2 separate regions of the Mus musculus genome follow, and region 2 is linked to region 1. Evidence: chromatin loops called from intact Hi-C (ENCODE). Cell type or tissue: heart. All regions are shown on one strand. Each heading gives the region's core, and the rest is flanking DNA. Links, peaks and the distances in the headings are about the cores only. Region 1 has its middle 27 kb from the start of Gm10451. Region 2 holds the start of Churc1 (churchill domain containing 1).

The links. Hi-C counts contacts between places; a loop is a spot of excess contacts. Peaks named below come from ENCODE experiments on the same cell type or tissue, not always from the same donor. Only the 100,000 strongest peaks of a DNase experiment are listed, where the experiment ranks them.
Region 2: a loop joins it to region 1, with 2.1 times the contacts of the local background. A loop is called at or near these places in 1 of 42 quality-filtered maps.

What each region holds. Positions count from the first base shown.
Region 1 is chr12:76,469,245-76,474,619 of GRCm38, forward strand. No RefSeq gene overlaps it. Among named protein-coding and RNA genes, the nearest start is that of Gm10451, 27 kb to the left of the region's middle. In heart, for the core only: a CTCF peak has its summit at 2,991 (motif pointing left); a DNase peak (open chromatin) is centred at 3,007.
Region 2 is chr12:76,763,300-76,768,674 of GRCm38, forward strand. Churc1 (churchill domain containing 1) reads left to right here and starts at 2,239. Exons shown (of 4, transcript NM_206534.2): 1 at 2,239-2,339. The coding sequence starts at 2,301. In heart, for the core only: a CTCF peak has its summit at 2,455 (motif pointing left); DNase peaks (open chromatin) are centred at 2,202 and 2,442; H3K4me3 peaks cover 1,818 bases; H3K27ac peaks cover 1,617 bases.

The DNA of each region.
Region 1 (5,375 bases), core at 279-5,278:
CCAGATCCTTCTGTCTGTCTGTCTGGTCTCATCCCCTGAGGAATGCTACCTGACTTTGAACTTGCTCTCTGGCAAGCCGTATTCGTTTCCTCATGAGGCCCTTTTGTGTTTATGTTGAATACATCCCACTTTGACAACCTCTTCCCACTACACATGTTTTTATAGAGGAATTTGTAAGCTGAAACAGAGCAATGACCTACTTGTTCTCAATAGCTTGTCCCTTACCCTAAAGCACAGAAACCTGTTCCTAAAATGGGTGGAGACTCGCAGAGCACCCTGATTTAAATGGAAAGAAAATATGCCAGTCCAATGTATTCCGAAGCGCCATACCCGTCCCATGGCAACCAAATCCCATGGGCTGGGCCCTTCTGCCAGGCCTGAGAGCAGACACCCTGCCTCACCGCAGTCGGTGCAGAGCTTGTTTGCTGTTCTCATCAGAACACCAGCGTGTTAATGCTTGTCATTCCCTACCCTACGTGGAACTACAGCACGGGCTAGTGGGTCCTTGTCCGTGAGAAATGCCAAACCTGCAGGAGGAGCCAGGAGCCATTGGCAATACAAAGCAAAAGGCTGCATTCTGCATGCTGGGAACAACAAGGAGGTTCAGTCCAAACCTGGGTTTAGCTGTGCTGAGCATGCATGCCATGCTTGGCCGCAACCCCACTCTTGAGTAGTGTCCCTGCTAGTCTGCTGGAAGTCCTCTTACCAAAACACTAGTCCTGATTGTGGGTAGATACAGACTAAGGCATCCTTGTAAGTACAGCATTGCTCACACAGGATATTTGAGAAGCCCAGAATTCCAGGGAACAGAACACACGATCCTGTTCTTGTGATTCAGTAAAGACCTTGGACAAAACTGAGGGGCCTTTGGAGAGTTCCACTAACTAGTTACTTAACTAGTCACTTAACCAAGCCCATCACATGGGTTTGTTCTGGCAGTGACTGCAGTGTGGCCAAGAAGAAAGAGCAAGCCGTTGGTTCCTGATAACTTTATAAATATGGGGACTTTGGACGAGTTAACTACATTTAGCTCTGTCTGCCTACTGATAACATGGTCTGATATAAGGAGACGTGTATCGATACAGTCCTGAGTCTAGCCATCTGGTAGCAAACAAAGGGGAGGCTTACTAAAGTAACGTTTGCCCCAGCATTTCAGAGCATCTTCAGCCTGACGCTGACTCCTTCGTCCAGTAACAGAGGGGATGTTTGAGGGTACCCGATTAGAAAGCAAACATTTTACTTTAAAATTAATATGGGGCTGGTGTGGGAGGGGAGGAAGGGAAGGTGATAGCGCAAGGCTAGCCTGGGCTATACAGAAAAACCCTATCTCAGAAAATGAGTTGGTTTGAATGATTGCCCTCCCCCATAGGCTCAAATATTTGAGTGCTTAGGGAGTGGCACTAGGTGGTGTGGCCTTGTTAGAGTGGCTGTGGTCTTGTTGGAGGAAGTGTGTTACTGGGGGGTGGGCTTTGCTATTTCAGAAGCTCAAGTCAGACTGTGCGGCTCTCTTCCTGGAAACTCTCGGCTCCTCCAGCACCATGCCTGCCTGTGTGCTGCCATGCTTCCTACCACGAGGATAGTGGACTGAACCTCTGAACCTGTAAGCCAGCTGCAATTAAATGCTTTCCTCTGTGAGAGTTGTCTTGGTCATGGTGTCTGTTCACAGCAATAGAACCTTAACTAAGATAACAAACAAAACGCAAGTCATCAATTAGTATGAGTTTGCGCGTAAGCTGTTTGGGGGGGCAGGTATTAGAAAAATTACCGCAGGGCATTGGTGGTGCACACCTTTAATCCCAGCACTTGGGAGGCAGAGGCAGGCAGATTTCTGAGTTCGAGGCCAGCCTGGTCTACAAAGTGAGTTCCAGGACAGCCAGGGCTACACAGAGAAACCCTGTCTCAGAAAAAAAAAAAAGAAGAAGAAGAAGAAGAAGAAGGAGGAGGAGGAGGAGAAGAAGGAGGAGGAGGAGGAGGAGGAGGAGGAGAAGGAGGAGAAGAAGGAGGAGGAGAAGAAGAAGAAGAAGAAGAAAAGAAAAATTACCACAACGTTTCTCAGCATATTAATATAATGGTTATAGAGCCTCCTAACTCACTCCCTTGTTCCCATGGTATTATGCACAATTTCAATACCTTGTTATTATATTTTACATTTACAGTAGGAAGCTCTTTAAAACCTGATTGTCTTCAAAATTAAAAGAGTATATCGCCCATCCTAGGACAGTAGCTGCTTTCTTGGACCTCAGGCAAAGAGCTGGTGAAGCCCCTCTTGGTCTGCAATGTCTTTCTCGCAGCAAGCAGTTGTCACTTTGAGTTAGTCATTGACAGGACTATCTTCTCCAGAAATGTGATTGGTTCCTTCATGAGACCCATAATAAAGATGGACAGGCCCAGGCTGGAGCAGCCCTGGGATGTGCACTGGAAGTGGAGCAGGGAACCGACCTGCAGTTGATGGGGCAGGTGACTGGGGTGGGACTGAAGTGTATCTGGATGAACAGATCTATGGAGAAGGTCACATACATGGGAGTTTAGGCAGCTGAGGGCATCCAGCAGGCAGGAAGGAGGCCCCTGTTCCCGACCCTGTCATTTTCACTAAGGCCTAATTTGTTTTTAACCAAAATGTTAAAAAAAAAAAAAAATCATGTGTATTCTGGCTTGGTAGCTCAAGCCTCTAGGACAGGTAGATGTTTGTGAGTTCAAGGCCAGCCTAGTTTACATAGTGAGTTCCAGGACAGCTATGGCGAAAGTAGAAAGACCATGTCTCTAATTAATTAATTATAAAATTATGTGTAAATGGACAAAATTATAAAACTGAGGGCTAGGGGAGTATTTCAGTGGTAGAGCACTTACCTAGTATCCACAAGGCTGTGGGTTCAATCCCCCCCCACACACACACACAAAAATGCAAGCAGGTGCTATGGTCTACTTCCATAAATCTGTCTTCTCATCTCTAGGCATCTGTGGAGAGAATTCCATGGGTTCTGCTGCTGCTATGGGAAACACTGCCACCTGCTGGGCATCTTTACAATGTCAGCATACTCCGTTTTCTACCCCCACAACCAATCCTCCCCCACCATCCCACCCCACCCCACCACCACCACCCCGAGAGTGAGAGGATCTAACGGCTGGCTTTCATAGTGGCTTCCGGGAGAAGTTATTCAACTGACCAGAATGTAGACATTATTCAGCTAGGAGTTCATTTCATGTAACCATGGTGGTTACTGTTTTAAATGAAAAATGTAACCCTTGCTTCCTGACAGAAATCCACTTTTTCCTGACAGTTATATTGCCTCCAGACAAATGAAAGCCACAGCTGGGCATGAAGGCACATACTTGAAATCTCCGCATGCAGGAGGCTGAAGGATCACAAGGTCAAGTCCAGCCAAGGCGACATAGCAAGACTTGAGATGGCTCAGTAGTCAGGAGAACCTGTTGTTCTTACAGTGGCCCTGAGTACTTTCCCAGAACCACATAGTGCTTATACCTCCAGAGGGTCCCATACCCTCTTCTGATCTCCTTAGCCACCTACATACATTCAAGTGCACATAAAATATAAAAACATACACATAAGTAAAAAATCAATAAATATTTTTAAAAGAAATAATTGCAACCAGAAAGACAATATTAGATTCAATAAGCAAGACATTTTCCTAGACTTTTCCTATATGGTTGTAGGACATGGGGCAAGCCTTAACTTAGTAATAACATCTACTCCGTATTGTTATAAAAACTAAAAACTTGTGGCACATAAGTTTGATAAGTTGCTGCTTTTATTCAAGCACGATAACCTATTGATCCATTATGACAAACAAGCCCCTTTGGTCTCTTTGAAAGGGGGGCCCAGCCCTAAGTGAGGTACAGACAGTGGAAATCTTCCCTTACAGTCCTACCTTCCTGTTATTCCAGAATTACCATTCTCTGCTGCCACCCTTGGTTTCAGGAAAACAAACAGAAACAAACAAAACAAAACAAAACAAAACAAAGCAAAACAACCTCACACCCTGGGACACACACTAAGAATTCCGATGTGTGTATCTGAAACAACCCTAAAGGTCCACAGAGGAGGAGAAATGGCCCAAGGCCCATTGGCCCTTGGAGGTCAGTTTGCTTTCAACACTTTTATTTCTGGTCTAAGAATTTTTGGTTTAGGCTACTGATTAAAGCTCCTGTGTGAGCCGGGCGTGGTGACACACACCTTTAATCCCAGCACTGGGGAGGCAGAGGCAGGCAGATTTCTGAGTTCGAGGCCAGCCTGGTCTACAAAGTGAGTTCCAGGGACAGCCAGAGCTACACAGAGAAACCCTGTCTCGAAAAACCAAAAAAAAAAAAAAGGTTAAGTGATTCTGCAGCAGGTGAGAGAGAGAGAGAGAGAGAGAGAGAGAGAGAGAGAGAGAGAGAGAGAGAGGAGTGTCAAACAGGAACTAGATTGGTCACACAGATTGTGGTCTTGGAGAAGTGGAGAGGCCCAGAGAATTGGTTCTCTTCTACAACCATGTGGGTCACCATGATGACTCTCAGGTGGTCAGGCTTGGCAGCAGAGAGAGAGAGAGAACTGTTTGCAAGCTCAGCCTGTCAAACATCTGCCAAGAAGATCGAGAAGAGAAGAGGAGGCTGGAGATGGGGGAGGCTGGGGGAAAGGAAAAAGGAAGTTCTCCAGGGGATCCCCTCGACTTCCTCTGCCCCCTCTCCATGCTGGACATGACGTGGGAACATGCAGTCTGACCTGAGGCCTCAGATAGCTCTGGAAGGCAAAAACTCACTCAGGCCTCCCACAAGGGCGGTTCAGACAATGGAATATCCTGCTCCAGGTGCAAATGGCTCCCTAACGTCTGGCCATGGCGTGAGAACATTCACACGCCAGCCTTCTCCTTCGTCTGCAGAAACACGATTCACACAGAGCTCACGGTGGAAACAGGTGTCTTCATATGGTGGATTAAAAAGACTTCATTCTGGAGTATTCTGACTCTGGAAGTCATTGAAACAAACACTGCAGGCATCTACCCAAATATAATCAGGGTCTGTGTAAAACAGAAAGCAGGAGCAGTCTGGCCATACCCAAGCAGCTGGCAGTATTTTGCATGTTCATGATTGGGCGTTACAGACAGGCTGAGACTCGCCCTCAAACTCAGCTAATCAGAGCTCAGCTGTACTCCAGGCGGGCCATCTAAGTTCAGTGACTGAACCATGGTCCTATTGGCCACTGCTTTGTAAGAGACGGGCGCGGTGGTGCACGCCTTTAATTCCAGCACTTGAGAGGCAGAGGCAGAGGCAGAGGCAGGAGGATTTCTGAGTTCGAGACCAGCCTGCTCTACAGAGTGAGTTCCAGGACAGCCAAGGATACACAGAGAAACCAAACAAACAAAAAGACAAAACAAAAC
Region 2 (5,375 bases), core at 123-5,122, 290 kb after region 1:
GCTCTTGGGCAGGTGCAGTGAGAGACCTATCAGGAGGCAAAGTGGCTTAATTAACTGCTACACTTTCTTCTTCTCTTTTCTCTATATGATCCTATTCCCACATACACATTTATTTCCACACACACATACTAGTGACTACTGATGTGTTTATAAAATGATAAAGAGAGGTGGGGTATGTTCTATGGAGGCATAGAAAGGGGTGTCTCTGTGGGCCCAGGCTGAGGCATCCCTTCCCCCTGAGGGACCAGCCACAGGACCATATAGTATAGAATAGAGTTTATTCAGGGCATGGGGAGGGGAGTCAAGAGGGTAGTAGAGGCAGAGAAAGGCAGAGAAAGAAAGAGTAGAGAAGTAGAGGGGTAGAGACCAGCCATGAGCATGTGGAGAGAGAGGGGAAGAATGGTCGAGAAGACAGAGCAGGGGCAGGAAGACAGGAGCAAGAGAGTGAAGAGGTGGGCAAGCAGCCCCTTTTATAGTGAGTCAGGCACACCTGGCTGTTGCCAGGTAACTATGGGGTGGAGCTTAGAATGCTAACAACTACATTCTGGGTATCATGGAGAACAGCTTTTTTTTCCTTCCTGAGGGTGTATTACCTTACTTAATATTATAAGTCCACTCATTTTCCTACAAATTTTGTGATTTCATTTTTTTTCTTTAGAACTGAATAGTATTTTTTTTCCTGTGTAGCCCTGGTTGTCCTGGAACTCTATCTATAGACCAGGTTGGCCTAAACTGCACAGAGTTTGGCCAGCCTCTGCCTCCCGAGTGTTGGTACTAATGTCATGTGCACCACTGCCCAGCTCCATTTTTTATATAGAGAGATTTTTCATTTTACTTTTATCTGTTGACAGACAACTAGGTTGATCTTAATTCTTGGTAGAGTAAATAAATCAGGAATAAACACAGGGGTGTAAATATTCCTATGTGTTCTGGGTAAATGCCCAGGAATAGAATAACAGGTTCATATGGTGATTCTAGTTTTAACTTTTTGAGTAGTCACCAAACTGATTCTACAATGTCTGTATTTTAATTTGCACTCCCACCAACAGTGACTAACAGTTCCTTTCTCTCCACATCCTTCCCAGCATTTGTCATCAGATTTATTGATGAGAGCCATTCCGACAGGGGTGAGAGGGTATCTAAAAAATAATTTTAATTTGCACTTCCCTGATGTTTGAGGACAATGAACACTTATTGGCCATGTTTTGTTTTTTTTTTTAATTTTGAAAAGTGTCTATTCAATTCATTTGCCCATTTATTGACTGGCAGTTTTGTTTCCTTGGTATTTAGTTTCTGCAATTCTTATAAATTCTGGATATTTGCCTCTTGTTTGAAATATGGCTGGTAAAGATGTTTCCCATGCTGAGGACTGTTTTTTTCTGCTAATTGTGTCCTTTGCTGAATAGAAACTTTTCGTGTAGTCCGTTGATACTAAGGGTTAGTTTCTGTTAGTGTTAGTGTTCCTGTGCTAATTAAAAAGTTCTTGTCCAAAGCAGTGTCTTTTTTAAAAAATTTACTTTTATTTTATGCACATTGCCTGCATGTGTGTTTGTGTTAGGGTGTCAGATCTTGGAGTTACAGACAGTTGTGAGCTGCCATGTGAGTTCTGGGAAGTGAAATTGGGTCCTCTGGAAGAGCATTCAGTGTTCCTAATGGCTAAGCCATCTCTCCAGCCCCTCCAACCCAATATCTTGACAACTATCCCCTATGTTTTCTTCTGGAAGTTTCAGTGTTTCCTGTTTTAGATAATGGGTTTTGATCCATTTTTGAATTGATTTTTGTACAAGGCGTATGATAAGAATCTAATTTAAATAATTTAGTAGGTTCTCGACAGCGCTCTAAGCTTCTCTTCCCAAACACCAGCTTACTCCTTCTCTGAAGTCTGATCTCTTATCTGTTATTATAGCACAAAATGGTATTTAAACTGTCATTTCAGGTTTTTTGAGTCTGGTAAAAATGGAGGCAAGAAGAAACAATTCCCCTTTTTGCTGTACTTCTGTAATTCTTTTTTAATCAGAATTCAAGAAGGCGCCTATTAGAAGTTCTTTCAGGCTCAAAGCCTCTTCCTCTTTTCGACACTTCTTTGAGTCCTCAGATCTTTTCAATACCTGAAGATTTTTGAGTCCAGTCCTCGGTGCACCCTCCTTACCCGGAGACCGCCTAACAACCGTTGCTATGGGCGGAGACTTTTAGCCAGCTGTGGAGTCCTTAGATCGTGTGCGACAAAATCGATATCTCAACTCTCGCGAGGTTTCGCCTTCCGGGTGTCGCTGGGGTCGTTCTCCGAAAACTGCGTGACGATGTGTGGGGACTGTGTGGAGAAGGAGTACCCCAATCGGGTGAGCAAGTGGGCGCGAAGAGCCTCTCGCAGGCTCGGTGTTCGACCGATATTCCTAGACAGGCCAGGGGCCCACTCTGCAGTCCTGTCACCCCAGTGACCCTGAGTACCGGCCGCAGGTTCCCTCTGGTGGCTGACGTCAGCGGTCCTTCCGGTTCTGTTGCTGGGGACAACGGGGAACCCTCAAAATTACCTACCCACCCAAATTGACAGCAGCCTCTGAGGCCCTGACGCGATCCCGGCTTCATCCTCCAGCTCGACTTGATGGAATTCTTTTTACCTCATTCTGTCGCTGAATGAACGTATGAGGTCATTTTAAAATCCACCTTTTTTGAGACAGGTTTTGTGTAGCCCAGGCTGGTTTCGAACTCTCTATGTACCCGAGGAGGATTTTGTTTGACTTTGATCCTCCTTCCACATACCTCTTGAACGCTGGCATTACAAGCGCGCGCCACTGGGCTCAATTTAGAAAATGTTAGGGATGGAAGTGAGAGCTTGGTGCGGAGGCAAGCTTGCCACCGACTGAGCTACACTTCCAGCCTCTGGTTCTAACCCACGTTTGAAGATGGCAGAACTGGTCCCCAGAGAGGACCTATCACCTGCCCAAGTATGAGAGCCGAGACTAGATTGTGATCTCCCTCTCCGCCTCGTCCCGTTCTCTTTTCCTTGCGCCTTCCCTTTCCCCTTCCCTTCTTAGCACTGAGGCCTGACCCCAGCATGTGTCCCTACCAGGCAAGCACTCTGCCAACAGAACTATACCCCCTGCTCTTATTTTAAGCCTTTGCGCCTCTCGGGCTTAGGAGGTTTTGAGGCTTGGCTCTTACTGTTCTTTCAGGGAATCACTACTGCACGTTGATGTGTGTAGAGAGTGCTTGGCTGCTCTGTGAAGGAGTGACTGCCAAGGCTCTGGGGCTGCTTCTGGGCTTGCAATTTGGGGGCATAGGATTGACAGGCTGCTGTTTAAACGTAGTGAAAAGGAAGATTGAGCAGGAATGGGGCTGCGGTGTTCTCCTTCCACATAAGGTGGGTTTGGACGATGATTTAGAGGAGGAAGGATCTGCAGGACAATAGCAAGATGAAGGACCCTTGAGTTGGCTGGGAGGGAAAACATCCTCATAGTTCTTTCTCTTAATAGTTTGTGAGTGATGGGCACACACCTCTAATCCCAGCACTGGGGAGACAGAGGCAAGCAGATCTCCAAGTTCAAGGCCAGCCTGGTCTATAGAGCTAGTTTGAGGACAGCTAGAGCTACACTGAGAAACCCTGTCTTGAAAAAACAACAAAAACCCCACAAAAAGAAAACTTCTTTTTTGAGTTATATGTAAGTCTTTTGAGATTGTTATGTTAGAGGAATTTTCATTATGGTACAACCACTTTGGTTTATAAAGTCATTACCATTCATTATCAAATTTAAATGTCCCCTGGAATGACACAGAAGTGCTTATCCCGGAAAAATGCACGTGCTCTCATCTCCTGGCAACGTGTATAAGAATGCTTGTAAGATCATTATTTGTCGTAGGCCAGAGCAAAACTCGTGTTCGTAAAAGGAAATGTCTTAAGAGTAGGGTTGTGGGCTGGAGAGATGGTTCAGCGGTTAAGAGCACTGACTGCTCTTCTGAAAGTCCTGAGTTCAATTCCCAGCAACCACATGGTGGCTCACAACCATCTGTAATGGAATCTGATGCCCTCTTCTGGTGTGTCTGAAGACAGCTTCAGTGTACTCATATAAAGAGTAGGGTTGTGAGTGTGAATTAGATTTAGAGTATCAGCTCTCAAGTGGAAGCGGTTTGGCAATATCTAGAGACACTTGATTGTCACAGTGAAGGCGCTCCTTGGCATCTAGTGGGTAGAGACCGAGTATTATACTGCAGTGCACAGGACAGCCATCTAACCGAAGGTCTGTATGCCCCAGTGTCAGTAGTGCAGACGTTAAAGAACCCAGAATTACAGCAATGGGAGCACTAGAATCAGATACAGCAGCCTGACTTTAGTCTGACAGTATTGGCGAAAGAACACATGAAGTGCAGCTTTAAATGAAGCAGACTAAATTACAGTAAGACTTTCCTGGTTGGTAAAACAAGAAGTTACTCTAAAGACATTGTGTTGATGGCTGCTAGACAGAGTATGATCGAGAGTGGTTATATAAGGGGCCAGAGAGATTGCTCGGTGATTGGTGCTTTTGCAAAGGACCTGGATTCAGTTCCTGGCATGGCAGCTAGCAACTGTCTATAACTCCAGTTCTGGGGATCCAACTGTCTGGTCTCCATGAGTACTAGGCAGGCATTGATATACATGAAATAACTGTAAATCTCTCAACAACAAAAAGTCGGAGAGAGGCTTCTGGAATATAAGAAGTGGGGGTTTTTTGTTTGTTTTTTTTTTGTTTTTTGTTTTTTTACATAACTGGTGGTTCTGCTGTTTGCTTATAATTATTGTTATGTTTCTGCTTTTATTATTTTTCTATATTGTTTTAGTTCATACTCTTTTTTAAAATTTATTTATTTATTATATGTAAGTACACTGTAGCTATCTTCAGACACTCCAGAAGAGGGAGTCAGATCTCGTTAACGGATGGTTGTGAGCCACCATGTGGTTGCTGGGATGTGAACTCCAGACCTTTAGAAGAGCAGTCGGGTGCTCTTACCCACTGAGCCATCTCACCAACCCTCATACTCTTTTTTTTAATTAGGTATTTTCTTCATTTACATTTCAAATGCTATCCCGAATCCCAAAAGCCCCCCCCATACCCCCCCTTTTTTTTTAATCTAGAAAGGGGTTTTTAATGAGTCTTAATGATGGCCATTGCACACTGGGCACCATGAGGGAAAGTTTCCTGTGGAGGTTATTAACAGAGTTGTTAGGGGCTAGAGAGATAGCTTAGAAGTCAAGAGCATTTAATACTGCAGCAGAGACTCCAAGTTCGTTCCCACCACTCCGGCGGCTCACAGCAGCCTTTAGCTCTGGCTCAGGAGATCCAGTGCTCTCCTCTGGCCTCCACAGGCACTGCACTCATTACTTAGACACAGACAAAGACATC